Regions from separate parts of the Mus musculus genome. Here all the other regions are linked to region 4. The links are chromatin loops, found by intact Hi-C in ENCODE. Cell type or tissue: gastrocnemius. All regions are shown on one strand. Region 1 holds the start of 4930521E06Rik (RIKEN cDNA 4930521E06 gene). Region 2 overlaps Col5a2 (collagen, type V, alpha 2). Region 3 has its middle 14 kb from the start of Gm23216. Region 4 holds the start of Gm51621 (a long non-coding RNA gene).

What was found. A loop is a pair of places that touch in the nucleus more often than their neighbours do. Peaks named below come from ENCODE experiments on the same cell type or tissue, not always from the same donor. Only the 100,000 strongest peaks of a DNase experiment are listed, where the experiment ranks them.
Region 1: it touches region 4 in a loop (13-fold over the local background); 29 of 42 quality-filtered maps call a loop at or near these places.
Region 2: it touches region 4 in a loop (5-fold over the local background); 30 of 42 quality-filtered maps call a loop at or near these places.
Region 3: it touches region 4 in a loop (2.8-fold over the local background); 7 of 42 quality-filtered maps call a loop at or near these places.

What each region holds. Positions count from the first base shown.
Region 1 is chr1:44,742,847-44,750,846 of GRCm38, reverse strand. It overlaps Gulp1 (GULP, engulfment adaptor PTB domain containing 1), which reads right to left. Exons shown (of 11, transcript NM_028450.3): 4 at 6,302-6,373. 4930521E06Rik (RIKEN cDNA 4930521E06 gene) reads left to right here and starts at 5,898. Exons shown (of 3, transcript NR_040602.1): 1 at 5,898-5,915; 2 at 6,611-6,691. In gastrocnemius, a CTCF peak has its summit at 4,972 (motif pointing left); a DNase peak (open chromatin) is centred at 4,972; H3K27ac peaks cover 385 bases.
Region 2 is chr1:45,427,474-45,435,473 of GRCm38, reverse strand. Col5a2 (collagen, type V, alpha 2) reads left to right here. Exons shown (of 54, transcript NM_007737.2): 6 at 529-582; 7 at 5,466-5,576. Among named protein-coding and RNA genes, the nearest start is that of Col5a2, 72 kb to the left of the region's middle. In gastrocnemius, a CTCF peak has its summit at 3,394 (motif pointing left); DNase peaks (open chromatin) are centred at 3,368 and 4,840; H3K27ac peaks cover 1,907 bases.
Region 3 is chr1:45,668,019-45,676,018 of GRCm38, reverse strand. No RefSeq gene overlaps it. Among named protein-coding and RNA genes, the nearest start is that of Gm23216, 14 kb to the left of the region's middle. In gastrocnemius, a CTCF peak has its summit at 3,071 (motif pointing right); a DNase peak (open chromatin) is centred at 3,068; H3K27ac peaks cover 2,670 bases.
Region 4 is chr1:45,761,770-45,769,769 of GRCm38, reverse strand. It overlaps Gm51621 (a long non-coding RNA gene), which reads left to right and starts at 4,664. Exons shown (of 2, transcript XR_003947815.1): 1 at 4,664-4,820. It also overlaps the pseudogene Gm8307. In gastrocnemius, a CTCF peak has its summit at 3,411 (motif pointing right); DNase peaks (open chromatin) are centred at 280, 1,937 and 3,422; H3K4me3 peaks cover 573 bases; H3K27ac peaks cover 4,463 bases.

The DNA.
Region 1 (8,000 bases), 1.0 Mb after region 4:
ACGTATCTGTTTAGGAAGAAAAAAAGAATTGAAGAAATGAAGAAAGGAAAGAAGGCTGATGTTTCACAGAGTGGGTGCAGGAGAGGGGAGGTGGGAGGAGGGCAGAAGGGAGGAAGGCTAGAGAAAGGGGCGTTCCAAAAGAGGAAGGATGAGAGGATGAGAGAAAGAATTAAACAGTGTTAAAACAACCTTGAGTTCTCACCCAACCCAAACTCCATTTTGCACCCTTATACACCAACAGTTAGGAAACTGGATTACAATAAGCAGCCTGGAAGCTATAGTTGCTGCACCCATGCACTCAGGACCTCTTCCTTTTACATCACATTTGCTACATTAAGGAGCTAAAGGGGTCTGCAATCCTATAGGTGGAACAACAATATGAACTAACCAGTACCCCCCGGAGCTCATGTCTCTAGCTGCATATGAATCAGAAGATGGCCTAGTCGGCCATCAGTGGAAAGAGAGGCCCATTGATCGTGCAAACTTTATATGCCTCAGTACAGGGGAACAACAGGGCCAAGAAGTGGGAGTGGGTGGGTGGGGGAGTGGGTGGGGGAGCGTGTGGGGGACTTTTGGGATAGCATTGGAAATGTAAATGAAATAAATACCCAATTAAAAAATGTTTTCCATTTGTGTTTCATATATATCAGGGTTTCCCTCAATCTTGTGACATGATTGACAAAATTATGTGTTTTAAAAATCTTGTATATACTATTAGACTCACTCAGTTTATGTCTTCAATAGTTTGATAATATCTCTGTGCTTTTCTTCTAAAGATCAAACTCATTGCTCACAAACCTTACTTTCATGCTCCCATATTAACTCTCCTTGATTTTCATACTTGTGGACCTCCTTGTTTCTCTGTCTCTGTCCCTGTCTGTCTCTCTCTGTCTCTGTCAGTCTCTGCCTGTCTGTCTGTCTGTCTCTCTCTCTCTTATCTCTCTTATTTTTTCAAGACAGGGTTTTGTTTTTGTTTTTGTTTTGTTTTGTTTTTTTGTAACTCTGACTATCCTGAAACTCACTCACTCACTCTGCAGACTAAGTTGGCCTTGAACTCAGAGATCTGCCTGCTTCAGCTTCCTGAGCTCAATAAAGGCATAAGACACTGTTGCCTGGATATTCGGAGACTTCTTAACTGTGTTCAGAAATATTTCTAATTCAGGAGTGCTGGGTGACAGTGCACAAAGTGATGCTTACTTCTCCTTAGCTATATTCTTTTTCTTAATTATTTTAATGTAAATACTTGGACGTGTGTTTTACATGTAGGAGCTTATAGGTCAAAGGTTTTGTGGCTGGGTTTCTCTCTCAGCAGCTTACAGAGTACCTTCCTGTACAAAAGAGAGTATATGGATAGAGAGGCTCGAAGTAGGTACCAGTTTGACATTTCCAAGTTCAATAAGGAGTGTGAGTGCTGTACTCAACAATGGGATTCTGCTGTCCATTTGTAGAGAACAACTCCTCTTAGCAATGGCAAACTAAACAGGCTGTTTGGGAATTTCCATGGGAACCCCTTGGCTAACAATTCAATTAAATGCAGCTCATTCTGGCCTGGCTAAAAGAGACAGTCAGCTGTGACTATGACTATGGCTATGGCTATGGCTATGGCTATGGCTATGGCTATGGCTATGGCTATGGCTATGGCTATGGCTATTACTATGGCATATCCCCTATTACTAGGAGTCTTCATTAAGATCACATCTATAGATTCCAGGAAATTTCTTTCCACTGCAGAAGGTTTCCACACCACTACCCAAACATGCTCCAATTCCAGCTTTTCTACCTATAATCTCTCCCTCTACCCCATGGCCATTCCTTGTCACTTTATTTCCTGCACCTATCTCCACCTGCAGCTTGTCTATTCTATTTCTCCATCCCAGGGAGAACCCTGTTTCACCTCTAGACCCCTTCTCTTTGGGTTGGCTATCATTAACTTATTTATCATTTATTTAAACATTTATTATTAAATCTATATTTTAATATAATATTTATTTAATTTTATTTAATGATTCAGTTTAATTTAATTAATTAATGAATACATGCCATATTTGCCTTTTGGGATCAGGAATACCTCATTTAGGATTTTTTTTTTCCTAGTTCTATCCATTTGCCTGCAAATTTTATGGTGGTGTTTTTGTAACAGCTGAGTAATACTCCAGTGTATAAATGTACCACAATTTTGTTTTGTTGTGTTTTGTTTTGTTTTGAATGTGATTTATGTTGAGGGACATCTAGGTTGTTTCCCGTTTCTACCTATTAGAAATAAAGCAGCAATATCCTTATGGTAGCATGAAACATCCTTTGTGCCTATAGCATAGCTGGATGGTGAGGCAGATCAGTTTCTAACATTCTGTGGAATGCCCATATTGATTTCCGTATGTTCAAGCTTGCATTGCTACCAGCACTGGAAACGTAGTGCCCTTCCCCACAACCTGGATAACGTGAGCTGTCATTTGTGTTATTCATCTTGGCGGTTCTGAGAGATGTAGGATGAAATGTCAGAGTTGCAATTAATTTGCTATTCCCTGATAGCTAAGGATATTGAACACTTATTTAAAATTTTCTCAGCCATTTGAGATTCCATTACTGATCATTCTCTGTTTAGATCCATGCCTCATTTTTAATTGGAATATTTGGTTTTTTTGTTTGTTTGTTATCTCTATTAGATGTGGAGTTGTTAAAAATCTTTCTCCATTCTGTAGACTGCCCCTTTGTCTTACTGATGGTGTCCTTTGTTTTACAGAAGATTTTCAGTTTCAGGAGGTCGCATTTATTAATTGTGGATCTTAACACCTGAGCTATCAGTCTTGAGTTAATAAAGTCGTCTCTTGTGCTAATGCATTCAAGGCTATCCCCACTTCCTCTTCTATCAAGTTCCGTGTGTCAGATTTTATGTTGAGGTATTTAATCCACTTGGACCTGAATTTTGTGCAGTGTAATGAATATAAATCTATTTTCCTTCTTCTACAGACACCCAGTTAGAGCAGCATTATTTGCTGAAAGTGATTTTTTCCCCAGTATGTAATTCTAGCTTTATTATAAAAATAAGGTGTCCATAAGTTTGTGTATTCATATCTAGTAATTTAATTATATTTCATTGATGAATGAGTCTGTTTTCATGACAACAATATGTAGCTTTATTAGTATAGCTGTGCAGTTCAACTTGAAATTAGCAACACAAAGACATACAGTGGTTCTTTTATTGTTCAAGATTTTTTTTTTTTATTTTTAGCCATCCTGGTTTTTTGGGATTGTTTGTTTGTTTGTTTGTTTTTGCTTGTTTCTTTGTTTCTGCTTTTCCATATGAAGTAGAGAATTGTCTTTTTCAGGTCTCTAAAGAATTGTCTTGGCATATACAGCAGAGGACTACTGGGTCTGGGTTTATTCAGAGAAGATGCACCTAACCCTCATGAAGACAGGAGGGTGGGGAGGAGGTATGGGATGTGCAACAGTCAGAGGGTGGACCAGGAGAGGAATAAAATCTGGAGTATAAAAATAAATAAATAAATAAATAAATCCCCAAAATATGAAAAAAAAACTGCAATGAGAAAAAAAAGAATTGTGTTGGAATTTTGACAGAGATTTCATTGAATTTGTAGATTGCTTTGGTAAGATGGCCAGTTTTACTATATTAATCTCACTGATCCATGCGCATAGGAGATCTTTCTATCTTCTGATGTCTTCTTTAAATTCCTCAAAGACTTTAAATTTTTATAGTACAGGTCTTTCATTTTCATGGCTAGAGTTACCCCAAGATATTTTATATTATTTGAGGCTATTGTGAAAGGTATTATTTTCCTGATTGTTCCTCAGTCTGTTTGGCATTTGTATATAGGAGAACTATTCTTCTTCTTCTTCTTCTTCTTCTTCTTCTTCTTCTTCTTCTTCTTCTTCTTCTTCTTCTTCTTCTTCTTCTTCTTTAATTAATCTCATATGCATCCACTTTGCTGGATACTTTGCTGGTGTTTATCAGCTGTAAGAGTTCTCTGGTGGGATTTTAGGATCACTTATGTATCCTATCATATAATCTGCAAATTATTTGGCACTACTTTGTGTTTCTCCTACTTAGTTGCTAAATAATTGCTAATAATCATGGTTTTTGTATATAACTAAGTTCTAGATAACTGGTCAGTTGAATAAAAAGTAAAAGAAAAACAGAAATACGGTACACAGAGTGAAATACAGCGCTGAAGACCCCGGCTGACTAACATGTCTTGTCAGTATCTTCTAAAGGCTATATATCACACTGAAGCTGCTTTGTGTGTATAAAATGAGCTTCACCCACTAGGGCCTTTCAAACTGGGTCCATAAGACATTGATCCCAATGTTCAGTGTGTACTCATACAGAAACATAACAAATGGTAAACACAAATTGAGTCCTGGTATTTGCCCTGAATGTACTGAACCAGACCCCTTCTGAAAACGAACTTTATTATGACAGCAGTGCTAAGTTCTTTTAGATACCTATCATTTTCTTAAATGTCAGCTTAAGCATAAGTAAACAGGAAAAAATTCTGTTTGTTTCAGCAAACAGAATATGGGAACATTTCAGTTATTACACAAATCATTACATTAAAGTTTACAAACTTGGAATTCTCTACAGTCACAGACTAGTCAGCATTCAAATCTTTAGAAGCATTTTGCTAAAACTCAAGCAGATACCATGAGGTACAGAGGTAGGAAAATAGCATTGTTGAAAATTTGTTACGATTTTCATCACCCTGCATTATGTTTATATTTTGAATTATTATCAAAAGTCAAAAAAGCCATTACATTTAAAATGCAAACTTTGAAAGACTTTGAAAGGGGAGTAAATATAAATAGCATTTTTAATTACATGAGAAAAATCTGAGTATAACAGTATAATATATGTACAAACGAGTCAGGAAATATGGGTTTGAGAAAAATAAGCAGAAAATCAAAATGAGGTAATGAGCAATTGGTACTTTCTATTTCTAGTGGAGCCACAGCGCCACCATCTGGTCTCATCTATATGACAGCAAAATTAAAATATGTGTAAATATTGATTGTATCATAGCTTCTGATAACAGATACAACATAAAAGAAATATTAAAACAAATTTACATAAAAACCATTGTCTTCCTCATGTTCACTAGTAAAATATTCTCTCCTAATATATACATATCCTTTCCTGAGAAACAAATTTTTCAGCCAAAATATTTGTTAAATGCATATTGTGAGAGATATACATTTAATAAAACCTACTGCCCACTAGGTGTACATTAAAACTCTTACTGCTTTCCATTATATTCCACAATATTATTTCAGTTCTAAGTATGAAATTATACAGAAATGTCATATAATACATATAGCCATAGTTTTAAAAGTCATTGAAGTTCGTTTCGGGTATGAGATATGGAATGAAGAATTCCCAAGATATAAAGGAATGTTGCCAATATAATTGTTCTTTTAAGACACTTTCTAATTTGAATAAATATTAGGTAAAACACCTAATATTCCCATGGAATAAATGTATGACCTGGAAATCAAAATTAGAATAAGATTGTGCCTCATGCAGTAAATTATGGGAGTAGCCACACAGAAGAAAAGCTAACTTTGTGAATATAAGTCTGTAGACCTCTGACATCATGAGGATACCCATTATCTTGAAGGAAATACCCTAGCTGTAAAATCTCGGTGGGGCTGACTGTTGAGAAGTGAGCTATTTCATAAGCATGCTTGTGGCAAAAGGGTTTCGCAGGAAACTTGCAGAACATGAGTTTTGGGGGTTGCATACATTTTACTCCATAAATTACTCATGAATATTTGGGGTGTTTATTCAATATTTTCTTCTGCTTTCTTAGTCACACAAGCTCCCCTAAAGCTGCTCATTGGCATGGCCCATTAGGGTATCCTTAGTATTCTGCTTTGGAATGAACACTAACTGTTTTCAACTGGTAGATATGATATCTTAATTGTTAGAGATTTATATAAAGTTCCTACTAGTTGTGATTTAGAGCATGGAGTACATATTGTCCAGGACATAGAAAGGGAGATCACTGACTATAAACATTGATTGAGTTCTGCCTTAAAAGTCTTTAGTTACTGTAAGAAATTATACTATAGAAAAATATATTACGTACAGAAAAATAATTGCATGAATATGTCTATAATTCAAAATGTCTCCCTGAACAGGTGGTATTTATTTAATTGTAATTTAAAGAGAATTTAAGTTATCTTTTAATTTAAGGAGTAATTTAAACAGATATCTATGTTTTAGCTTCTGCCAATCTGTTGATGACACAAGATCATTACACTAGCCGTTTCTCTGAAGAGCTCTTACCTTCAGCTTCCTGACAGCATCTCTCACAACTTCTGTTCCCTTTGGCTGCTCCACTTCGGTACTGCCAAGAAACTGAACATGAGCATCCATGAGACACAGACTTTAGTAAACCCATCACTGAACCCTCTGGAGCTGATAGTGTGTATGAGAAAGTTAGGCAAAAATTCAAACCCAAATCTTAATGAAGGAGAACAATTGTTGCTCAGTTTCTATATACTACATGAAAATGCATTGACTATTTGCAATTCTTATTTTTCAAAAGTTATTTTTCTTAACATGTCATACCTATGTTTTTTTTTTTATTTGAAGATTCTTACTGGAATGAAAAGTGAAATTATTTCATTGGGATAAATTATTTCAAAGAGATAAATTCAGTCTCAACAGTTAAGAGTGAGTAAATGCTAACTCTGTACTTGCTAATCATACTGGCTTCACGTTATCAAAACTCCTTTTTCTCAAGGCTAAAATACAATCGGACTGATGTGCACTAATGAAAGTTTAAAATCATAGAATATACAAATACATGCTTTGATTAGGTCCTAGTAATAGTTCTCAGTTTGCAGCAGAGCCAGAACATTTGTACATATCAGAGCTTCAGAGCTGATTAAAAGGTGCGTATTTAACATTTAAACCAAGAATGTACCATGTTAGATCATGTAAAGGATAAACGGTTCAAAAAGAAAAGAATTAACAACAACCAGTTTTTTTTTTTTAGATCAGAATTAATCCATATAGCAGACTCTTTTTCTCAAGCTCTCTGAATATTTCAAAGCCATTGGCAGATGCATCACTAACGTCCTATTAGCAAGGAGAGTGGGAAAAGAAGAATTTTTATATGCAAACAAAACTTGAGCTAGGAGGGCATGCCATGTCAATTCCAGACAGTATCAATAACTGATAATAATTTTATAGAGTAAGAGTCATACTTTGACAGAAATGACAGGAGTCATAAATATTATATGCAAATATACCCCTATGGGAAAAATGTGGACAAACTCCAGAAGATTCATAGTAAATCCATAAACATCAATACTCCAAGACTGTTTTAACACCACTTTTGATAGGCTTTACCTTTAAGTAAGCTAATGGTATTGAATGAAAGTACGTCTTAATGTAGACCTCGCTACATTAATTTTATCAAATTTTACCTTACATAGTTAAAAAATACACTTAGAGCCTATCATCGTTCCTTATCCCTGCACTCCCTGCACTAGAAAGATTGAGGCAGGGAATCATAGGCCAACCTGGGCTACATAGTGAGTTAAAGACCAGCACAGGCTACAAAGTAGAGCAAGTACATACATACACATACATACATACACACTCACATACAATACACAAACACATACACATTTATATACATATTTACATACAAAATACATGCACACACATACATGTATATATATTCACACACATATGTATACCCATATATACTTATACACATATACATATACACAGAGGCACATACATGTTTAATACATACAAATACATATAAATACATACGAATACATACAAATACATACAAATACATACAAATACATAAAACATAAATACATAAAACTTGATTTTATAACTGAAAGGATTTACTTCTTATATTTCCTCTTCATTTTCAAATTTCAAAAGCTGTAATCCCTAAATTAAGTACACGCTACTTATGTGCATCCCGTGTTCTTTATAAAGTATTGGTGAAACTCAAACA
Region 2 (8,000 bases), 330 kb after region 4:
GACATAAAACTGACAGCAGCAGGCAGACCAGTGATGACTGACCCAGAACATTGTGAACCTGTTTGAATGCACATATTTTACCAGACAATTGATAATTTAGGATCCACACTTTTATGCAAGTCTCCACACCTGAACTCATTTTTATTTGTTGTTGTTGTTTGTTTGTTTGTTTTTTTGTTTTTTGTTTTGTTTTTGTGCCTAGATCTTAATGGCCAATGATTCACACTAGGAGAAGTAAAAATGGTGCTTAAAAAGACACAATTAGTTTTTACCCTAATATGCTTACTTACACAGCATCTTTCTTTATGTGTCATCTAATTCTTTACAGATCTTCAAACTTCACTCTTAATTCACTCTGCCCTTTTGTGGGTAAAGTAATCATACACACAGACTTTGCTGTCCAGTCTTCCAGTGCTCTAAATTGAAATGTGATGTTTCTGTGTCAATGTTCTTATATCAATTGAATCCTTAAAATATCATTCGTAAATGTTTATGTTCATAATCCTCATTTATGCTCTTATGCTCTAGGGCCCCCCAGGATCACAAGGACCAAGAGGGGACCGAGGCCCTAAAGGAAGACCTGTAAGTGTACATGAAATGAGCTGATTTGCACTTTCTACCTTTGAGGCACTGTTAACAATAAATTCTACAAAATCTATGTTCGTGAAATGATCTTTTAGCTGTCCAAATTCAGAGCAAATTACTGCATGAAAATTATTGCCCACTGTTTACTAGAGAGATAGTATAACTGAAATCACTTATCCTTTATAAAGTCAAATTAAAATCAATTTAACTTAAGAAACAGGGTTAGTGAATTGTGGTGAGATCGCATGTTATCATTCATTGGTAAATAATGAGAAGAATGTGTAGCCAAGGTAAAACACCCGAACTCTATGACTTTTAGTTAGCAGTGAAATACACAACTGGATAGAGGAAAAAGACATTAATTAATGAGTAAAATTTACACAGAAAATTTATTTACTTCTAGTGTCCTTAAAAGGCATCTAAACATTTCACCAAAAACAGAACACTTTTACAATGGAGCTGTCATCAGGGATGGAATTCATAGGCCTGTAGGTGAATGACAGTTCCCCCAAGCAAGTTGGAACCATTTGTGGTGGGAAGAAACTACATTCTCTCATTCTGCTGTGCATTCTCCATTGCTGTCCCACTGAACTACTTCACAGAATTAATAGTTTAAAAGCTTTTAGCTCTTCAGGTGTCACTAGAGAATGAAAATGATAGGCAGAAGGTGAATTCAATTGGGTGGAGTCAGGGTGGTTACACAGAAAACATATTTTACCAATGTACTTGTACTACACACACACACACACACACACACACACCTCTATCTATCTGTCTGTCTATCTGTCTATCTATCTATCTATCTATCTATCTATCTATCTATCTATCTATCTATCTATCATCTATCTACTTATCTATCTAGATCTAGATATTTGATGACACTGCCCAATGACACATGGAAGTTGCTATGAAAATAATGATTGCAGATTCAGAGTTTCTGGCTAGAAAACTATGAGTTTAATCCCTATCCCCTGTCCCTTTTTTTCTTTCATAGCGAGGTAGTTGTTTCCTCTCTTAGTCCCACGGGAGAGAATGTTGATCAGCTATAATTCTGTGTTTGGGTATAAAAATAAAAGCAGCTATTTAAAAGAGTATAGAGCAACTACTACTGCAGGTGACTTCTTTCTTCTTCTTCTTCTTCTTCTTCTTCTTCTTCTTCTTCTTCTTCTTCTTCTTCTTCCTCTTCCTCTTCCTCTTCCTCTTCCTCTTCCTCTTCCTCTTCCTCTTCCTCTTCTTCTTCTTCTTCTTCTTCTTCTTCTTCTTCTTCTCCTTCTCTTCCTCTTCCTTCTCTTTTTTCTCTTCCTCTTCCTCTTCCTCCTCTCCTCCTCCTCCTCCTCCTCCTCCTCCTCCTCCTCCTCCTCCTCCTCCTCCTCCTCCTCTTTCCAACTCTCCCCAAATATACTTCTCTGTTTCTTTGAGAAAAGAGCAGGCTTCCCAGTGATATCAACTGAACACAGAGTAACAAATGCAATAAGACTAGGCATAACCCCTCAGACCATGGCTGTATAATGCAACCTGGTAGAAGATTTTTCCCCACAATCAGGTAAAAGAGTCAGATGCTCTCACTCTCACTGTTAGGAGTCCAATAACAACAGAAAAACCCCAGTTAAACAACCACAGCATGTATGCAGATGCCTCATTAAGGCCTTGTGGTTGCTGCTTTTAGATTCTTTGAGCCTGGGCTAGAGAGATGGTTCAGGGATTAAGAGCACTGACTGCTCTTCCAGAGATCCTGAGTTCAAATCCCAGCAACTACATGTTGGCTCACAACTATCTGTAATGGAATCTGATTCCTTCTTCCGGTGTATCTGAAGATAACTACAGTGCACTCATCATATTTATAAGACAAATAAAATCTTTAGATTCTTTGAACCCTTGTGAGCCCTGTTTAGTTGATTCTGTAGACTCTGTTCTACTGGTGTCCTTCATCCCTCTGGCTTCTACAATCATTCCTACCCCCCTTCTTGTATGAATACATTCCTCTGATAGTCTGAGCAGTGGTAATATATGTGATTTGTAGTTTTTGCTGATTATCTTGGTATAAATACCATCACTAATTTCTAGCTACAAGCATATCACAGAATACTGATAGGTAGAAGATTTTGATTCATAACACAATCCTCCTTGGATATATTTGCTGGATTGAGGTCTTTACTGTCACAATAAGGAGTGGTATAAAAATAATTCCAGTTTCTAGTACTATCAAACAATACAAATCATTTACATCATGTAATGTGGTTTCTCAACTTTAACACTATAAAAGCCTTGAACCAGATAACTCCTTATATGTTGTGGGATTGTTGTCAGTTCTACCTACCAGATGCCAGTAGCAACCCTCATTTCTCTTCTAATTGTTGCAAATAAAAATGAATTGATGCTGCCAAATCTAGGCAAAATTGTACTGGATTGAGTAGTAGTAATTAGATAGAAACTCATGAAGCCAGTGACCACCATGATTCTGTCATCAAAAGTCCCTGGTTTAGAGTGTATTATTCAAATTGCTTCACACTCAAAGGTTTTTAGTCTAGAGTACATTATTATCCAGGTTACTTCATGTTGACAAACTCGTCATTTATCTGGAGATGAACATTCAATCATATGTTAAGTACAAATTGCATGTGACACCTAAGGAGTCACCTGTGCAGTGAAACATGCACCAATTATTGCAGCTGTAACATTCCATAATGTACCCATGTGAGTGGTTACGTGTGCAGGACTTTGTGCAATCAAACTGCTAACCCGCAGGAGGTACAAAGTTCTTGTGGAGTGTGCAGCTTTTCTTCATGTGAACGTTTAAAGTTTGCCACCTAGTGGCCATCCACAAGTACTTTTATGCAGAGTGCTGCCTGAGAGTATTCTGGGGGATGGAAGAAAAATGATGATACACAGAACATTTCCTTCCCCAACACAAAATTTATATGACTAACTTTAATTGGAAATATGAAATGTATTTTAATGTATCCCCAATTATAGTTTATTTTTATTTTCATCAGCAAAATGTCTACATAATGTTTTTCTTATTCTCATTAAATTTCATTTTGTTTTAGAAAAATTTCATAAATGTTTATTAATTTAAATCTCAAATTGTGCTAGACCAAAACACAATGGATATTTAAAGGCGATTCCAGGAGACTAGAGAAGAGTCCAAATCAGACCCAGCTTGGTATCTGATCCATCTTAACCAACGAATACATTAGCAGTTTAGAGAGTTAAACTAACCAGATCTCTTTTGGTTCACATAAAAAAATAAATATTTTTTTTCTGTTTTTTGGAACTGTTTTTGGAGTTAACATTTTATTTTATTTTATTTTTTTAAGATTTATTTTATTTATTATATGTAAGTACACTGTAGCTGTCTTCAGACACACCAGAAGAGGGCGTCAGATTTCGTTACAGATGGTTGTGAGCCACCATGTGGTTGCTGGGATTTGAACTCTGGACCTTCGGAAGAGCAGTTGGGTGCTCTTACCCACTGAGCCATCTCACCAGCCCCAACATTTTATTTTTGTTACCTTTTTTGTATATAATAACAGTTATCATTTAATAGTTTAATTGGGGGGCAGTGAGAACCATGAATAAGCTCAAGTACTTCTCCAGTGTTCTGGTGTAGAGGTAAAAGGTGTCTACACACTGTGTGATCCAGGAGCCTGACTCAAAAGCTGGAATCAGCTTGCTCATGCCTAAAGAAAGAGCTTAGCGAATTGCCAGTAGTTTAGGGGCAAGAAGGAGGTTGATTTTTTAAATGTAGAAATATTTTTCAAGAAGTTTTGAATTTTCTAGACTGACTTTTCTACCTAAATACAAAGGCATAAATGGCTTTTTTTTTTTTTTTTTGGCCCAATACTGAAAGACATGGATTCTTGAATATAGCAAAGTATGGTTAACCAGCTGCTTCAGCTTGTTAATATTGCTGCATTATTGGTCCTAACTGTGGGCCAAGAAGAGCTACCCTCTTGACTAAGAATTAGAAGCTTCCGTTATTTTTTAACAGCAGCATACCACTTTACTTAAACTCCATGTTTAGTGATAAAAGTGAAATTATCTGGTGACTAATGTGTTCTTCTCTTTCTTATCGGAACTTATTAAGACTTTTAAGATTAACACACAGACACACACACACACACACATGCATGCACACATTCACATGTCTGATGTGAATGATGAAGCTGGGAGATGTAGCTTTTTCAGACTTGAGGACTTGGCTATTTCCCAAGCTGTCCTCAGAATGTGGGTTAGGAGGAGGGCGGGGCTTGGCAGCATGGCTTAGTGATCACTCCTCTGAGAACTAGACTCTGCTGGATCACAGTGCCTTGCCTCTGAATTCTCGTTGGTCTGGTTGACCACTTGGGTGAGAAGGAAAATAAAATGTGCCAGACTTAAAGTATAGAAGAGTGAAATGGGCAAATGTTATCCACAATGTTGGAGAACAACCATGCACCAGATATTCTGCAAGTCTTGTGTACTTTGGAAGATGAAATAGACCAAAAAACTCTACTGAGGTCTTTTATACTTTTGGATAAGATAGGGTGGACTCGGGTTAAGCAGGCTCTTTCTAGTTAACTATAACATGTTGTAACAAGACAGACGAGTGAATTTAGAACCTGTTTTTAAAATTCACATAAGCATCAAAATCTCACCAAACAAAGCTCATTCTAAATGCTGCTAAAGTGAAGTGATTTTCTGATTATTCTAAGATTTCATACATCAAGTACAATTCTTACCAAGACTACATTTCCATAGCAGAAGTGCTGGACTGTGTTGACACTGACAGTGTTTAGATTGTCTGTTTGTAATTATCATGACTGCTATCTAAAACTGCTTTTAGCTTTCTACGGACACATTTTAAGATGGTTCTAATGACAGCTGGTTTTCTTTTCTAGGGTCCTCGTGGTCCTCAGGGAATTGATGGAGAGCCAGGTGTGCCTGGTCAGCCAGGTGCTCCAGGGCCTCCTGGGCACCCCTCTCACCCAGGACCTGATGGCATGAGCAGGGTGAGTTGTGTGTTCTGGTTAGTGTAACAACTAGGTTACATGAAAGTCATTAATTCATTCTTATGTTATTAGACTGTATCAGTTCAGAGGTTGATGGCTTACTCCAAAACCTGTATAGTAAATGTGGACCTCCTATGAACAACAGTGAAACTGATAAATCCATGATAGATTGTTGGAAAAACACAAAGTGTTATTTTCTGAAGGCTTGTATCAAACTATTTGCTTTTATTCCAAACCTTTGGGTATCCCATCCCACGGGATTCAGTTATTTGTGGGTGCAAGGGGGAACGCAAACCTGGAAGGAAATGGGAGGAAGAGAAAGAGAAACAGGAGACCAAGAAGATGGTACCTATCAAGGTCTCGTTTATTATGCTGAGGTGCCTTCCTTTTAAAGCATACATCATGGGGAATAGGGGAGGGGTCGAGGGGGAATTTTACAAAGAACAAAGAAGTGGGCATCTGCTGACATGGGGGCCGAAGTCAGGCGCCAGGCAGAGGGCACTCTGCATCTTATCTCTGGAACATAGATCCTCCTTGACAGCCTTGGGTGTCAGGCCAGGCTCAGGCGTAACTCATGTCCTTGGATGTCATGGGAGTTCAGGAAGAGATAGGGAAGAGGGGACTATAATTCAGCTTTTACAGCCTCAGGTTCCAGGAAGGGAATAGGGGGGAAGGGGGTGATAACCAGCTCCTAGCACAAGGCCATTTGGCCTGTTAGGGAGATTGTGAAGGGCTCACTTTCTCATGGGATGGTCTCTGACATTTGGGTTTTTTTGTTTTTTTGTTTGTTTGTTTTTTTCTGGTTGACCAAGGCACTGTCCACACAATGAACTAAAGAACATACATTTCTGTCCTGCTGTTTCCCAGACTACAAAAACACTGACAAAATCAATCCTCTGGGAGAGGATGCATGTCTATGATGATGGAAAGAGCAGGAAGTTGTACAGACTCTTGGGGCAGACCTTTTTGTCATCATGACAAATGCTGACAAGAAACAGTTTAAACAATAAAGGATTTGTTTTAGTTCACAGTGTGAGAAGTTTCCATCCATGGTTGCTTGCTCCATTGTTTCTAAGTCTCTGCTGGGGCAGAGCATTATGGACTAATGTGGGGAGATTAAATACTCCCCTTCTCCCTGGCCAGGAGAGAAGACAAATAAAGGAAAAGGTTTTGGAAAAGACATAGGTCTCAAGAACATGCCCCCAGTGACTAATTTTATTCAGCTAGACCTCATTTGTGTTTCTAAATCTCTCATCAGTGGATGGAGTCATTGATCAGGCAATTCCATAGACAAGTTACTTCCCAACAGTCTACTTGTAAACATTACACTGGGAACTAAGATTTTATTTTTTTTATATTTATTTATTTTTGAGATGCTCCCCTACCCCTATGAGTTTCAGATTTTCATTCATTCTTCTGGTCATCTGGCCTTCTTTCCTGTCCTTCCCCACACCTGATCCTGAAACCACCCCTATTCCCCTTCCCATCCTCTCCCTCACCCAGTCTCCTTCCTCCATCTTCTTCCTATGATTATTTTATTACCCCTTCTAAGTGACAGTTAAGCTTCCTCACTTGTGACTTCTTTCCTGTTTAGCTTCTTTGGGTCTGTGGAGTGGAGTGTGGGTAACCTGTATTTTATGGCTAATATCTACTCATAAGTCAGTACATACCATACATGTCCATTTGTGTCTGGGATACCTCTCTCAGAATGATATTCTCAAGTTCCACCAATTTGCCTACACAATTCATGATGTCTTTATTTTTAATAGCTGAGTAGTATTCCATTGTGTAGATGTACCACATTTTCTTTATCCATTCTCCAGTTGAGGGAAAATTAAGTTGTTTCTGGTTCGGGGTTATTTTGAATAAAGTTGCTATGAACATAGTTGAGAAAGTGGGGGGGGGCAAGATTTTAACACAGACCTTTTTTGGGGGGGTATGTTGGTGGAGCCACAGCCAAACCACAACAGGATTACAAATATTCCTTAAATGTTTATATCCTACTTTAATCAAATAAAATGCTTTGTTCTGTCTACGCAATTGAACTCTTGGTGGAGGCATATGCTACTTAGTATATCACATAGTACAGGTCAACTTATGGAGTCTGAAGATTATTAGTATTTTACAACTGTTCATGCATTTGCTTCTAATTGAAGAATGGTCTGCTTATTTTTTGAACAATACAGATATTTCCCCACTATAATCTGGAAATTAATAAAGCTGCTGAAATATAGTTGAACAATTTTGGCCAGTTTAATTGCCAGAGTATCTTAAAGGTCATAGAGAATATTTAAAACTGTTTCCAATTTTTGGAACAAGCAGAAATTGATTGAAATGATTATGAAAATTTTGTCAACTTACATTAAATCGTTTTTTAGGTTATTTTCCATGAGTGAATAAAGAACACCATTTACTTAAAATGGA
Region 3 (8,000 bases), 94 kb after region 4:
CCAGTCTAATTCTGGTGAATAATATTTTCTCAGCAGTCTCCTGGCCATAGAGTATCAAAAGGCAATGGGAACATGTTGTAAAGTGCCTTGATGCCTGGAACAATTACACTCTGGAAACATTGTCTTGGCTGGCTGAATATGACCACAGCCACAGCTCACTCTGCAAACAGAATTAGTCATGGAGAGACTGTCGAACAGCATTCTGCAGAACTTTCTTGTTCAGGTTCAGCGCATGATATCATGTTGTGCCTTCACACCCTGGAATGATATTGATGCCAAACACTAGGCATAAAATATAATGTAGGACTTTGCTTTGCATGGTTAGATAAGAAGTCTTTCTCAGTAATTGCTGACTGTTGTCTTTGTAGAGTTATTTTATGTACATGTGGGTCTGTATTTCAGGTTTATCTTTTATTAGTATTTTAATATTATGAAAAAACATAAATTATTGGTGTCTATAGAAACACAATGATCTCCAGTTCCTTCATGTGCTTTTGTGTCTTTCTGATCTTTCATCTCTCAGTATTCTTCCCATGAAAAAAATTACTTTTTGTTCCCAGTGTACATATACCTTGTGATTTTTGTATTTTAATTTATTTATATGCCTGTATTCAACCAATTATGTCTGATTTTTTTAAATTTAAAAGTGATTATTTATTTTTGTTATGTGTGTATGTGTGGTTGCCTGCACGTCTGTTTGTGCATCACACATGTGCCGGATGCCCACAGAGGCCAGAAGAGGGAGTAGCAGCCATGTATGTGCTGGGAACTGAACCCTGGTATGTCACAAGAACCACACGTGCTCTTAACTGAGCCATCTCTCTAGCTTCACTTACCTGCCTCTTAAAATTAGGCTGATTTGTAAGTATGTTCCTTGTGATGAGTAATTGGAGAATTTATTCACAAATGAAGAACAAATGTTTATAACAGAGATGAATCAACTAGGTAATAACAAGACCACACAGTACTTTGGTATAAAATCTAATTTGGCTGCTAGTACTCATTTTTTTTTCTTCTATGGGTCCACTCTTGTATCTGGCTTTTTTTTTTAAGACTATCTTTCCCTGTAATTTTCCAAAGGCAATTTTCTTTCACTGAAAACATCAGTGAGTAAATCTGCAATTATTGACCACTTTTGAAGGCTGCTGATGGTTTTGCGATCTGATGGAAGAGGTAAGTGTGCTCTAATGGAAAGTTAGAGTGTTTTCTGCTCTATACAGATACTATAACCTAAAGTATGGCTAAAGCCAAGTCACTGCCTCAAATTAAGGAAACCTCAGAAATATTGTTCATAGTATTAATTAATTGTTCACATTATTTATAAACCAGTACCATCAACCAGTACTTATTGAATATTCCCTTATACCAAATACAACTCTGAATATTGTAGCAGACATCAGCTAGACATCCAAATTGGTACAACACACAGTGACACATAGATAGGGATTTTTCCAACTTTGGTTTTAGTATCATTCTGCATTCAGTTAATAAAAACATTTTCTTTAAGTTGAATATGACTTTTATATATCATTTGTTCTATCATTTACTGCATTTAATCTTTAGAAAACTACTCTTTTAGTCTGTTTTCTGAAAGAAAAGCTTTCTTTCTTGAATGCTTTTGCCCCAGAGCTTCTGTAATGTCACTTCAGGTTTGTATGGACTAGCTGAATTTCATGCCCAAACAGCTGCATTTTCTTTGTGCAGGCACATGTGTGTATTAAGGTACAGGCAGACAATGCATAATGATGCTAGAATATATGGCTTTTATGTTTTAGGAGGGCTAGGGTATGGTCCAAAATATGAGAAATTAAGATAATTTATGACAGGGAGTGGCAGGAGATTATCTTACTTATTGACTCCATGTTTTCTGACTCTGGGAAATTCCTTGTATTTTCTGAGGCTTGTTTTCCTTGTCTTTGGAATACTGTGAATACCAGAAATAATATTTGTTGAGCACCTTGTAGAGGGAAATCATAGTTTGCACTAAACGCGTAGCTAATAACAGAATCAACGACTGGGGGTTAGCAGGGAGAGTAAGATCTTCCTGCCAGAGGCAAGAATCTGTGAGGTGCACATGGATACTCCATGTTTCTGTCCTCCACAGCAAACCAGATCATCTATGAGGTGCACGTGGAGACTCCACAGTTCTGTCATCCACAATAGACCCAGCTGGTGCAGTCTGCATGTAGCTATAAGATGAATTCATAAGCAGGTAATCCATCTGCCATCCTACATATAGTCCAATCTTTTCATTTTTGCAGCACTGGAACATGAGGCCCAGAGAAGTATAATTTGCTCAAAATGCCACATTAAGTATGGCAGAAATCTTTGAAAAGAACTACAAACTCAGGAATTCTTTAATACAAATATTGGTTGTGCTCACCTGCTTTCACAGTAACTGAATTCATTATCATTCTGCATTTTTATAAACGAGAACCGAACTCCTTTTTCTTTCATATCTTTTGCTCTACAGAATTGAGTCACATTGAACATTTTATACTGGCAGTTATTATTTTAAATGTGATGTCTGATTCAAACCTTATGTTCATTAGCTTTCAGAAAAGTAAAAAAAAAAAAAAAAAAAAATGCCCGAGGGTCAGCAGATGTTGAAGGACGTAGGTAGACAGATAATTAGGAAGTGGTTTTCTAAGTAAGGGTTACCCTAAAATTTTATGCACACTCTCCTTTGATCTTTGGACTTTTTTCTCTTTGGCCTGCGTATGATGCTGGAATCCACTGTAGCTGGCAATGGTTTAATTAATCCTTTTCACGGAAAAGTTCATGTTTGCTAACAACTACAGAATTCATTTGAATTTACTTAGCTAAAGGGGAACATGATGAAGAACGATAGAGTGAGGTCTTTGTCTCATCACTTACAACTCAGCCTCCACTGTTTTTGTTTGTTTTAGTTACATTTTCAAACATTCCCATTTTCCCATGTTCTGTGCTCGCCTTGGGAAACCTTCTAATAGCATAAACGACAAACAGGAGTTCCTGCCTGCTGACTCATCAGTTCGGTTTGGCAGGACTCTACTTGCAAATGCTGCAGCAGGCCACTTTCAGAGTAAGTCCCTGGCAGCAGATGTCACTGTTGGTCTGTCTAACTCTGGGGCCTTTCCTCACTAGTGGAGCTCATGAGCCTGACCTAGTCAAGCCTATATTTCAGGGAGCATGGTTTTATGAAACATTTAATAGTGGCTCGTGGGACTGATTTAAGAGTCATGTCTCGATCTTGTTTCATTACACAGTATTTTAAATACTGTTATTTTTCACTTTTGCTTCCTATGTTCTGGGGAATCAAATTCAGTACCCTTGCATGCTAGGCAAACATTCTGCCACTGACTTATACCCTGCACCCTTGTTTATTTTGAGACTGAGTTTCACTGTGCATTCCAGATTGGTCTTGAAATCTTGGCTCAGCCTTGTGAGTGTTGGGGTTACATATGTGCAACACTAGCCTCCATTTTTAATAGAGATCTTTTCTATTAACTTGAAATGTTTTTCCTTTCTTCTCTCTTGGTTCATGTTGTATATTTTATTTTTGAGGATTTATTTATTTTATGTACATGAGTACTCTATAGCTGTCAGACTCACCAGAAGAGGGCATCGAATCCCATTACAGCTGGTTGTGAGACACCATGTGGTTGCTGGGAATTGAACTCAGAACCTCTGGAAGAGCAGTCAGTGCTCTTAACTGCTGAGTCATCTCTCCAGCCCCGTGTGTATTAAGAATGGAACATCTCTCCTTCTTTTCTCTCAACTGTGCTCATTTGCTCATGTGTAAATCCCTTGATGACCCATTCTGTAAGAGATTTTTTTTCAACATCAGTTTTGTACCCACAGTTTTACTTAGTTTTGTGAGCTGTCTATCTATACTGTCTGTTAACCTCTCACATTCTTTCTTCTACTTACTCTTCTCTGGGATTCCAGGACAGTGACCTTAGAAGTCACATACCTCAGACTCAGCTTTCTGAAAGCGTTGAGTAAGACTTGATACTGCAATGTGAGAGTGGGAGAGGGGGCAAGGCATTCTCCAGTCTCTATTTTACTATTCTGTTCAACCACTAAGCATCAGTTTGTGATGGTAGCTGTAGGGTAGTCCCAGCCTCTTGCTTCTATTGGCACTTCTATAAGAAGTCTCATAATTTTCTCTCAGAGGAACCCACTGCCGGCAGCAGCATACATCCTTTCTTCATAGTACCAGATGTGAGGCACCTCCTGCTATCTCCTAGGTTCTGTTTATCTTTACCCTTTGTTTCCTGTGTCTCAGGTCTGTAACTGCTTCCTAAGTTAACTCTGTGTCTCTAACCTCCATTAAAACTCTGTGTTGAAAACCATGGTTTTCTTTTTTCTTTCTTCATGACTTGTTTTTAACGTAAAAAAAAAAATATATATATATATATATATATAAAGTAGCAACATCACATCATGTTTTGATTAATATTTTTTCTGCTTGTTACACTTACAGTTTGTAGGTTGAACTCTAGGTATTTTGTACTTTTTGGCTAATATCCACTTATCGATGAGTACATACTATGCATGTCCTTTGGGTCTGAGTTACCTCACTCAGGATGGTATTTCCTAGTTCCATCCATTTGCCTGCAAAATTCATGATGTTCTCATACTTTAAAAAAAATGATTATTTTATTTATTTACACTTCAAATGTTATCCCCTTTCCCTGTTTCTCCTCTGCAAACACCCTATCCCATTCCCCCTTACCTTGCTTCTATGAGGGTGCCTCCATACCCACCCACACCGGCCTCACCAACCTAACATTCCTCATACTGGGGCAACAAGCCTTCACAGGAACAAGGACCTGCCCTACCATTGATACCAGATAAGGCTCCTTCAGCTCCTTTAGTCCTTCTTCTAACTCCTCCATTGGGGTCCCCGTGCTCAGTCCAATGGTTGGCTGCAAGCATCCAGATCTGTTCTGTCAGGATCTCTCAGAGCCTCTCTGGAGACAGTTGTATCAGGCCCCTGTCAGCAAGTACTTCTTGGAATCCACAATAGCCTCTGAGTTTCGTAACTATATATGGGATGGATCCCCAGGTGGGGCAGACTTTGGCTGGCCTTTCCTTCAGTCTCTGCCCCACATTGTCTTTGTGTCTCCACCCGTGGGTGTTTTGTTCTTCCTTCTAAGAAGGACCAAAGCCTCCACACTTTGGTCTTCCTTCTTCTTGGACTTTACGTGGCCTGTGAATTGTATCTTGGGTATTATGAGCTTTTGGGCTACTATCCACTTATCACTCAGTACATACCATGTGTGTTCTTTTGTGATTAGGTTAACTCACTCAGAATGATATTTTCTAGTTCCATCCATTTGCCTAAGACTTTCATGAAGTCATTTTATTTAATAGCTGAGTAGTACTCCATTGTGTAAATGAGCCACATTTTCTGTATCCATTCCTCTGTTCAAGGACATCTGGGTTCTTTCCAGCTTCTGGCTATTATAAATAAGGCTGCTATGAACATAGTGGAGCATGTGACCTTGGAACATTTTTTGGGTATATGCCCAGGAGTGGTAATATGGCTGTTTAAATAATTTCTAAAACATAATTACACTGATTGACATGCTAAAGTGGGTGGGAAAATCTCACAAGGACCCAGGTCCTAGACCCATAGAAGAACTACTACAGGCTAGTGTTTGCTGAATAACATGAAATCAGTCTTCTCCAAGGACCAGCCATTGATGTGTGATCCAATAACAAGTGATTAGTCATAAATATAGCCATAAATATTTAGGAAAAAATCCTTGCTCAAAAGTTAATTAGAAAGCCAAAAGTCACTCACTTGAACAAAGAATACTGATATACAGAGAATAAAGTGGGAGGCTGTGAATGAAGGAAAAGTGGCTTTAAGCAGTGTATGATATGCAGTGTGTGGAAATAATACAATAAACCTCACTAAAACATGCAACTAATACATATTTAAAAAAAACAGAAGATAAAAAAATACAATTTATTTTACTGTATACACTCTTTACAAATGTAGGTTCTCCTAAAAAGCTTACTCTTTAAAAATGAAAGAAGGAAATTATTTCATCTTCTTTTCCCCCCATTAATTAATTTATTTATTCACTTTACATCCTGGTTGCTGTCCCCCATGCCCCCTTCCCCCATTTTTCCCCCTTCTCCTCTGAGATGGTGGAAGTCCCTCCTGGGTATCCCTTGACCCTGGCACAAGTCTCTTCAGGATTAGATTCATCCTCTCTCACAGAGGCTCTGGCAGATCCTGACCAACAGAGATGCAGATGCTTGCAGCCAACCATTGGACTGAGCATGGGGAATGAAGGAGTTAGAGGAAGGACTAAAGAAACTTAAGGGGGCTTATTTGGCATCAATGGGAGGGGAGTTCCTGTGAAGGCTTGATGCCCCAGAATAGTGGTGAGGCGGGAGTGGGTGGATGGGTGGGTGGGGAGCACCCTCTTAGAATCAGGGCAAGGGGGGGGGGTGGGATAAGGGATCTGCAGAGGGGAAACCTGGAAAGGGTATAACATTTGAAATGTAAATTTAAAAAGATGTTTCCTTAGGGGGGAAAAAAAAAGAATATGTCTTGTCTCCTAGTAATGTCAGAAGCTACACCCATAATGTCACACCATGACTGCCTAAATATGAGGTGAAGGACAAAAATAATAGACATGCTTCAGTGGGTAAAGACCAGGAAGCTCCAACACTAGACAAAAAGCTACAGACAACTAAGGAATGATGATATCAGGAGAAGGTATCTTCCCCAAGGAAGAGGCCACCTATTGCTTATCCAATACAAAATGACCAGCCCTGGAAAACACACACACACACAAATAACATTATACAGATAGAGTAAGTTGTAGTTATTTATTTAGAAATACATGGGGCTGGTGAGATGGCTCAGTGGGTAAGAGCACCCGATTGCTCTTCAGAAGGTCTGGAGTTCAAATCCCAGCAACCACATGGTGGCTCACAACCATCTGTAACAAGATCTGACGCCCTCTTCTGGAGTGTCTGAGGACAGCTACAGTGTACTTACACATAATAAATAAATAAATCTTAAAAAAAAAAAGAAATACATATAATTTTTCTGAAAAGACCATGAATTTGAATGGGAACATGGAGGGTACATGGCATTATTTAGAGGAGGAAAATGAAGGGTGAAATGATCTAATTATATTATAATTACTGAGAATTTAAAAATTACTTTTAAAAATAGAGATTAAAACACAAAGCTTAATACTCATTATGCAGTTGAAATGTCATACAATATCAAGGAAATATTGAACAAAATTGGTTATTAAATAAAAGATATAAACATGAAAATGAATTTATAATTTAAATTTTTAATTTTTATATGAATAGAAGGAATACAGTTTCAAGGGGAAAAATTTTAAAAATCAAAGACACTTTGAAAGAGACAAAGGGGTATCTCTCACCCACAAATGCACTCATGAATATGTAGAGAAGTTTTAAAATGTGATGAATTTTTACTTCAAACATGCTTTCTTTTTTTCCACATACTATACATCACTATTTTTGTGTCATTTTTCCATGAGAATCAGAGGAAAAGACAGAGGAAAAGATAATTTGAAAATTGTTCTTTCTAACTCTATGAAGAATTGAGTTGGAATTTTGACAGGGATTTCATTGAATCTGTAGATTGCTTTTGGTAAGATGGCCATTTTTACTATGTAAATCCTGTCAATTCATGAGCACAGGAGATCTTTTCATCTTTTGAGATCTTCAACTTCTTTCTTCAGGGACTTGAAGTTTTTGTCATACAAATCTTTCACTTGCTTGGTTAGAGTCACATTAAAATATTTTATATTATTGGTGACTATTGTGAATGGTGTTACTTCATTAATTTCTTTCTAAATCCAATTACTCTTTTAGTAGAAGAAGGCTATTCATTTGTTAGAGTTAATTATATATCCAGCCATGTTGCTGAAGTTGTTCATCAGCTGTAGAAATTCTCTGGTAGAATATTTGGTATTGCTTATGTCTACTATCATATCATCTGCAAATAG
Region 4 (8,000 bases):
AAAGGAAAGATAAAATTCATTTTCACAAATTTGCAAGAGCTGTTGGTGCGGGACTTATTCTACTATGCGACTAGCCTGGGACACAGTGTAAACCGCCGCCTCCGCCCAGGAACCAGCAGTTCTTCAGAAGTGGCAGCTCACTGAGTTGCGCTGCGCAGACCCCCAGGAATCTCCCAAGCCCATTGGCGCAGAGGGAGAGTCTCTCTACAGAGCCACTAGAGAGGTGGGTAGTGAGTGAGTTGGCAGTTGTAGGAAGCAGGCACACACAGACACACGGGCACGGTTACAGCAGGTCCACATGGCGGTAATGCAGGAGGTAGGCTGTGCAAGCCAGAAGTCAGCAGTCTACTTCACCAACTGGTACTGATTAATAACCTTGACCGTTTGGTCATCAATTCACAGCCAGCCATTAAGCCCAATCTGGAAGATGTCCGTAATGTAGTGGCCGATTGTAGCGCTGGCACCATGAAACCACTGTGAACAGCCTCTACGTTCTGTGGCATTTAAAATGTTTATTTTTGAAGCCTGGAGAAAGCCGTTCTCTGCTGATCTCCAAGTCCACAGTGTCGTCAACGTTCCTGACCAGCTTCTGGCATCTGCCTGTGTTCTCACCGACGAAGCACTTTAGGTGGAGCACGAGGGAGGACTGGGGGAAGCTTCTCTAGAATCACTCTGCGGCTGACTTTAATCTCCTGCTCGGTTTTGGTGGTGTAACCTTGGATAGACTCTCTTGCCACTAAACCTTCCAACCCATCCTGAACTGTGCATATCTTGTCAGATAGGATATCCAACTGCAGCGAGAAAAATGACTACAGAGTGGCGGACTCCTTGGAACTCTGCTGGGTGTACACTGAAAATGCCAGTGATAGGTGTGTCTGGACGAAATCCGCCGCCTGTCAGGCGACAGACATCTTGTTCTTGGGACCCACTTGCTTGCAATCGTCCTCACTGACCACACTGGTGTCTTCCAGCTCCTCTATCAAGTGGCTCCCAGGCCAATTGGAAACAGAGTGCTACTCATGCGTGGGTGAGAGGAGTTTAGTCGGGCTCAGCATCTCCTCATGGAGTCCACTGAGGATGAAACCTAGGTACTCCTTGGCGTCCTCCGGTCGGCCCTTTTCAGGTAGGCTCGACTTGATGACTGTCTGTAAATGTATGTGGGTTCAAAGGCAGCTCCTGGGTGGAGTTATTTTATCCCCGACAGCTTGGCGGGGCTCGGGCGGTAGGGGCATATTAATAAACTTATTCATGAGCCGAACGCATCTGGCAGTTCATCTTCAGCCTGTATGCTATACAGAGTCCCACTGTATGGAGGGGGGAGCTCACCTGAAGAGCAGGGATCACAAAAAAACCAAACCAAACCAAAACAACAACAAAAACTCTGAATTCATCAGGGCTGAAATAGCCAAAAATATACAGTGGGTGTGGAGGGCTTTGGCGGCCGGTCTCAATGAGGTTTGGAGCTGCTCTGGCTTCTCACGCTGCGTCTCTCATCGTCTCCATCTCGCCGAGCCTGTACCAAAGTACTGCATTTTAACATTTAAAAAATTATTTTGATATTTTTCCTTTCTCCAAACTGTCTTCAGATTCTCCTTACCTACCCAGCTCCATGCTTTTTTCCTGCACAAGATTTCCAAAAAGCAAACAAATAAAAAGAAAATCAAAAAAGAGTGAGTCAGATAACAAGAAACCAAACCAACCAACCAACCAAACCAAAAATCCAAAAAACCCAAACCAAACCAAACCAAACCCAAACCAAAAAAGTGAAACAAGAAACACCCCTACCCTCCACAAAACCAAAAACCAAAAACCAAAAACCTAAAACAAAACTTTAAAACAAAACCATGGAGTGTTGGCCAATTACTTCTGGGCATGGCGCCTGCCCTGGAGTGTGGTTGCCTATCCAGCAACACTCAGTTGGAGAAAACAGAGTTCCCCTTTGCCAGAAACTGTCAATTGCAATGCTCCTTGCTTAGGGAGTGGGACTTGTGTCCACTTCCAGGTCTCCATGCTGGGGTTTTGCCTGGTTTGGACTTGTGCAGGCTCTGAGGGATCTTTAAGGACTGCTGGCAGGAAGCAGTCTGGAAGTAGGAGGACTCAGTGCCCTCTGACTAGCAACCGGAGGCCCTGCTTTTGTCACAATTAATAACATATGTGCTTACCACGTTACCATTAGGAAAACTCGTCCAATTACAGTGTGACCTTTTTCCGTGCTTTTTTAGGGTTGCTATTTTCTCTTGAGGGCTATGTAAATGTCTCCCGTTGTTTCACAAGAGCGAGGATTGAGACGTTGTTATTTGAGCTTCATTCTGCGGATTCTTTATTCCTTGTGGTGCTCTGGCACTCCATTTAAAAAAAAATAGCATCTAGTAAAATCAAGTCCACATTAAACTTTCTATTAAAATTATCAAGCACCTTTTGAGCAAGTAGATCAAATTTTGGAGTTTCATGTTTGCTCCTGAGCCTCATTTGTGTCACAGGAGTCCCAGGTCTTCAGTCCTTGTATAACCCTGTATTTCCAAGATGATTATAGTAGACTGTTGAAACTGTGTGTGAGGCTGTGTTTTTTTTTTCTGTGAAGTTTTCACTCTCGAGCACACCTTGTCAGAACAGAGCACCCCAGTAAAATACCAAGAGAAGGTTTCTCATCTGGGTAAGCCTCCCCTGCCCCCTCTTCTGGAGATGTGGTGTTCACTGGCTGCTTTGCTTTGATTTCAGGGTTCTGTAGGTTTAAATTGCCTAGTAAGGGTGAAGGATTAGAGACCATGACCTACTAGAACATCTTCAGTTTTGGAGATAGATTATTTTCATATAAATTCATAGATACTTATGTGACCAAGGGAGTAGGTCGACCATTAAGCAAATGCATGTCGAGTTCCTGTGACTAGGGTAATCAGTTTAGTAAAAGTCAGCTATAAACCCTCTTGATTTACCTTTGTAATCCCTTTTCTTTCTCTTGATTTAATAAATTTCTATGCGGGTTGGAGATGTCTACCTTTATTCTGCAACCTACACAACTCCCTTCCGTTTGCCAGTCATAGCCTTGCCTCAGTAGGTATGCGGCTTGCCAGTTCTTTTCTGTGTTTTCTCGAACCTTCTTAGTTTCTGCTCACAACATGTAAGTACTTTTAATGAGCTCATTGTCATCCAGTTTTCCTGTAACCCTTGAACACATTAATACTTGGTTTCCTCATGTTTTGACCCCAGAAAATAAGTTCTCCATGTGCTGTTCACTACTACTGACTGTTTTCCTTAGTATGCAAACTATCTGTGAATAGAGTCTAAATTACAAGTCCTTAATCGTTTTTTCACATCTGAAATCTGAGGCGAAGAAAATGGCTTCGGAAACAAAATCAAACCACTGCTTAAATTCTTGAACTACAGCTGTAGAGATACAAGACGACCACATGGGGGCAGCAGAGGCACATCATTATGTTCGAATATTTGCGTAGCTACTAGAAATGAGCCTATTATCAAGCAGAAAAGTTATTATGTTTACCTAATTAATGAAGAAACTTGGTAAAATGAAATAGAGTTGGCATTTCTTAGTTCGAAGTAAGGATATTATATCTTTGGCTTTTTAATTCCCTTTCTAGAGAAAAGTATCTTAAGTTCTATAATGTTTCCATATCGTAACCAAATCCTTCTCCTTCTTGGCCTTTCTCTCTGTCTACTATAAGAGTTTCCTGAGAGGTAGGATGGTGTTTTGTGACATTTAGATTTTGAGAGTGGGGGTCACTGGTGGCTCACAGGATATTATGCTCTGTAGGAGGTGAATCTCTACAAACCCCAGCTGGAGATAGGGCATGTAGCTTTTTTGCAGACAGGCTGCGTTTTCGGCATGGTGCCTGGGTTTAATTTCCATGTGCAATGTCATACTTCAACTATGTAAACCGAAACAGATGTTTCTGCTCTGAGAATGCATTTGGCTCATGAAAGCATCATCCCCTAGTCTCTTCCTCCATTCCCACTTTATTTTGAAAGCCCTTTTGAATAGAAGAGGCCTCTAGAGAACCATCCAGTGTGTTTGACCTCGTTATTGTGAAGCAATTCATTCCTGGGAAACAGTTGCCCCAAATAAGTCTTGGAATCTGTTTGAAATTTCCTTAGCACCAGCATGTTTTTCTTTCCATCTCTATAAACTTACAGCTTTGTCTATTATTATTATTTAGGAAGCTCAGTAATGCAAGTTTTACTAAAACACAACCTAGATTGTTCTGATCTTATCACTTAGGTAATAGTTCTGGTTCCTATTTTGCAAGGTTAATGGGAATAGGTGTTTGTACAATATGTACACGACTTCTTAATTGCTCCCATTTGCAAATATTAAAGACCAATAACGTTATGTGTATTTTAAGTATCTTCCAATTTGGTTGATGATCAACATAAACACATTTCTAATCTTGTGATGATTTATGCTTCTAGTAATTTGCCCCCCAAAGTAAATTAACTAGAACTATTATCTTGCAGTACTGGAAAGGCCGCATGTGTGCTCGGCAAGAACTTTACCACTGAGCTATTGCATTAGCCCTCTCTTTACTTTTATTCTGACATAAGGTCTCACTAAGTTATCTAGGCTCATCATAACCAGCTCTGGTGCCCAGGTAGGCCTACAACTTGTGATCTTTCAGCTTTATGATTTGCCTATCTCCGAGGAGCTGGGATGGCAGATCTGAGCCAACTATCTTCTTTTCTCTCAGTTTCCTCCTCTTATTCCAGTTTCCCTCCTTTCCTTTCACTTTTCAGAGATATTTGTTGATATGTGGACATCATGGATTATGCCGATAGGAGCTTCTTGGGATACTGAGGCTGCCAACAATGTGAGTTCAAAACCTATTTGGGCAATGTAATGAAACTGTCTCAAAATAAAGATACTCAGTGGTAGGGTGTTTGTCTATAAATGGGAAGTCCCAGGGTCAATTTTTAGTATGAGGGGAGGAGTAATTAAAGGTTTTCACTCTTTTAAAAATTTTCGTATTTTTTGAGACTGTCCTACATGAGTATTGTATTTGTGTTATTTCCATGCTCCTTGCACCCCCTCAGACTCCCATAAGTCCCCCATTCCCTCTAACATTGCATGCATGCTTGTATGCGTGTATGCATATGTGCATGTGTGCATGTATATATGTGTGCCTCTCTCTCTCTGTGACTAATGAATGAGTCTCTCTCTTCCTCTCTCTCTCTCTCTCTCTCTCTCTCTCTCTCTCTCTCTGTGTGTGTGTGTGTGTGTGTGTGTGTGTGACGAATATATGAGTCCATTTAGCTTTGTTCAGATGTATGTATGTTTAGGGCTGACACCTTGGTTGGATAGAAGATTCTTGTTCATAAAGAGCATTGAATGGTACAGTGATGAAACACATAGAAATAAACCATAATTAAAATCTCTGACAGGAAAGAAGCAGTATTCTTTCTGAGGTACTAAGAAGCACTTGATGCTGTGGTTTGGGGATTTAAAGAGAGGGGAGCTGCCCTGGCAAATGAAGGCAGAATAGTTTCCTGGTAGACAAATAAAATGTGCAATAGCTTATGGAGCACAGATCAAGCTCTGATATGGGTTCCTAAAGCTTTCCCAAGGCTCCATGGAGATGACATGATGAGAGCTGAAAAGCAGATGAGGCCAACAGTCATGCTGAAAAAAACTAGAAATAGGAAAATAAAACTTTCTTGAATTAAAAACAAAGAATTAGAACTTTAAAGTATATTGATTTATGTTATTACTAGATAATTATGTAGAACTTTCCATAATGAAAATTTAAATATCTGTATCAATAATGTGTTACTTTCTAATTGCATATAATAAAATATATGAGGAGATTAAAAATTTAGACACTATCATGTGTATTAACACAAGTTTTGTGTTGTTATAGACTTGATCTTATCCCAAAGGTTGAGAACTGACTGCTTTGTTATATAAACATTGAAAAAAACCCATTCATTTATAATTAATCATTCAAGTTCACCTATAGCTTCTTAATTCGGAAGCTAAATTTTAGTAAAGAATGTTGCAGTACCCAGAAATAGTGCTGTACTAGAGGGGAAAGGACCACTTGGCATTTCTCAGTGTCTAGTTTGATGAGTGCATGGTAGGTATATTACCCACAACCAAGGAACACCTCGAGTACCCAGACAGAATGTTCCTTGCAAAGTAAAACCAAATTTACAATGTTCAAAAATAAATTTTTGAAACCCAATTCAAACTTGGGTTTTGTATTGCTTGTTTTGTATTTATTTCAGTCTCAAATCAGGTATCTTTGAGTCTTGAATGCCTGAAAGAGAAGCAAGTTATTGTTGGGACTCTTTCTGGACATCTCTAAAAAGCGTTAGAAACTCATTCTTATTTTATGTATCTGCTTCTAAGTTAGGAAAAGAACTCTTTGTTTGCTCACTTTTATTTAGTGCCTGACACCAAACTTGATTTAGGTTTTGCTTTTTCTGCCTGAATTATAATTATAATACAAATGTGCTTTATGCATGCTTGCCTTTTCAAAGTTTCCATAAACCATGGCTTGGGATAGAAAACAATTTCAAAATTCTGTAGGTTTTCTAGTTTGATCTAATGATTTCATAACCCATGAACCTCCTATTATTTAACTTACGGAAGTCTCTGAAAAATGATAGGTCCATTAAATATTTTTGTCACATTTTCAGTCCTAGAAAAGGGTATTTTAAAGTTTATGTTTTACTTTTTTCAAAAATGATTTTACATCTTAGCAGTAAAGGATAAGTTTGAAGCAATTAAGGGCTAGGGAAATCTGTTTTTTTTTTTTTTTGTTTGTTTGTTTGTTTGTTTGTTTTTTTGGTAATTATTAGTTTGCTATTCTCTCTCCCAATACGAAGTAGAAAACTAACTCTCATGTTAATGATTTCTCAGAGCTAGTATGAATTAATGAACTCACTCCGTAGACCAGGCTGGCCTCGGACTCAGAAATCTACCTGCCTCTGTCTCCCAAGTGCTGGGATTAAAGGCGTGTACTACCACTTCCCGGCTTGATTCTTTAGTTTTAATTGGGCAGTTAGACATGTATTTCCTGTGGACTAGGGTACATAGCCTAGTAGTAAAGGTAGGGCAATAAAAATCAGAGTGTAAGGTAATTTCTATAAGTCCATGACATCAGAATCTATCTGGTGCCATTTTGCTAGCAAAATTTTGTCTTGAAACAAACACAACAACTATCACAACAAAACCAAAAATACAAAGGAAGTATATCTCTGGGTAAGAATAGACACCGGGAAGTAAAAGGTTCTACATAAGACTTCACTTTTCGAAGAAAGTGAAGACCAATGCAGGTTCTCAGATCAATGACCGCATCAGGAAAACGACCTTTGCAGAACATTTGGTTGGAGCTCTCTCAGTTATTCTACTCGGCTTTATTATTTCCAGGTTAAGTTTCTTCAACAAAATTTGAAAGGATCAGTTAAATAAAGAATCCAATTTGTTATTTCAAAACACTGCTGCCTCACCAATATGCCTGGCTATCTCAGGACAGTGTGAGTGGATAGTGTTACAGTTTACACAAAATGCCCTGGCCACATGTGCATCTGTGACCTTGTTCTACAGGAAGTCAGTGACATGGGCACGGTGAATCTATCCTTCACGGCTTCTATTCAACATCCAGAAAAGTAATGCAAAGCAAAGGTGATGATGAAGGTATATAGGAGTCCTAGAAGTCATGTCACTTCACCTTAGGCATTACTATTAAAGGCAACCATAGTCACTAGGGTTATTCTCTTTATGTTTCATACCATATAAAGAGCAGTTGCAGATTTTTCAAGTCTGATTTGAATGTAGTATGTCAATTCTTTTTTTCATATTAATACTATCTATGCATTTACTTTTCTCAATATCACACTCTCTGAGAGGAAAAGAAAAAAAAGTGGCCATGGTCAGGCACAATAGTGCATGTGTGTGTGTGTATGTATATGTATGTGTGTATGTATGCATGTGTGTATGTGTGTGTGTGTGTACTTGGCAGGTATATATTTGGCAGTGTGTTCAAAGT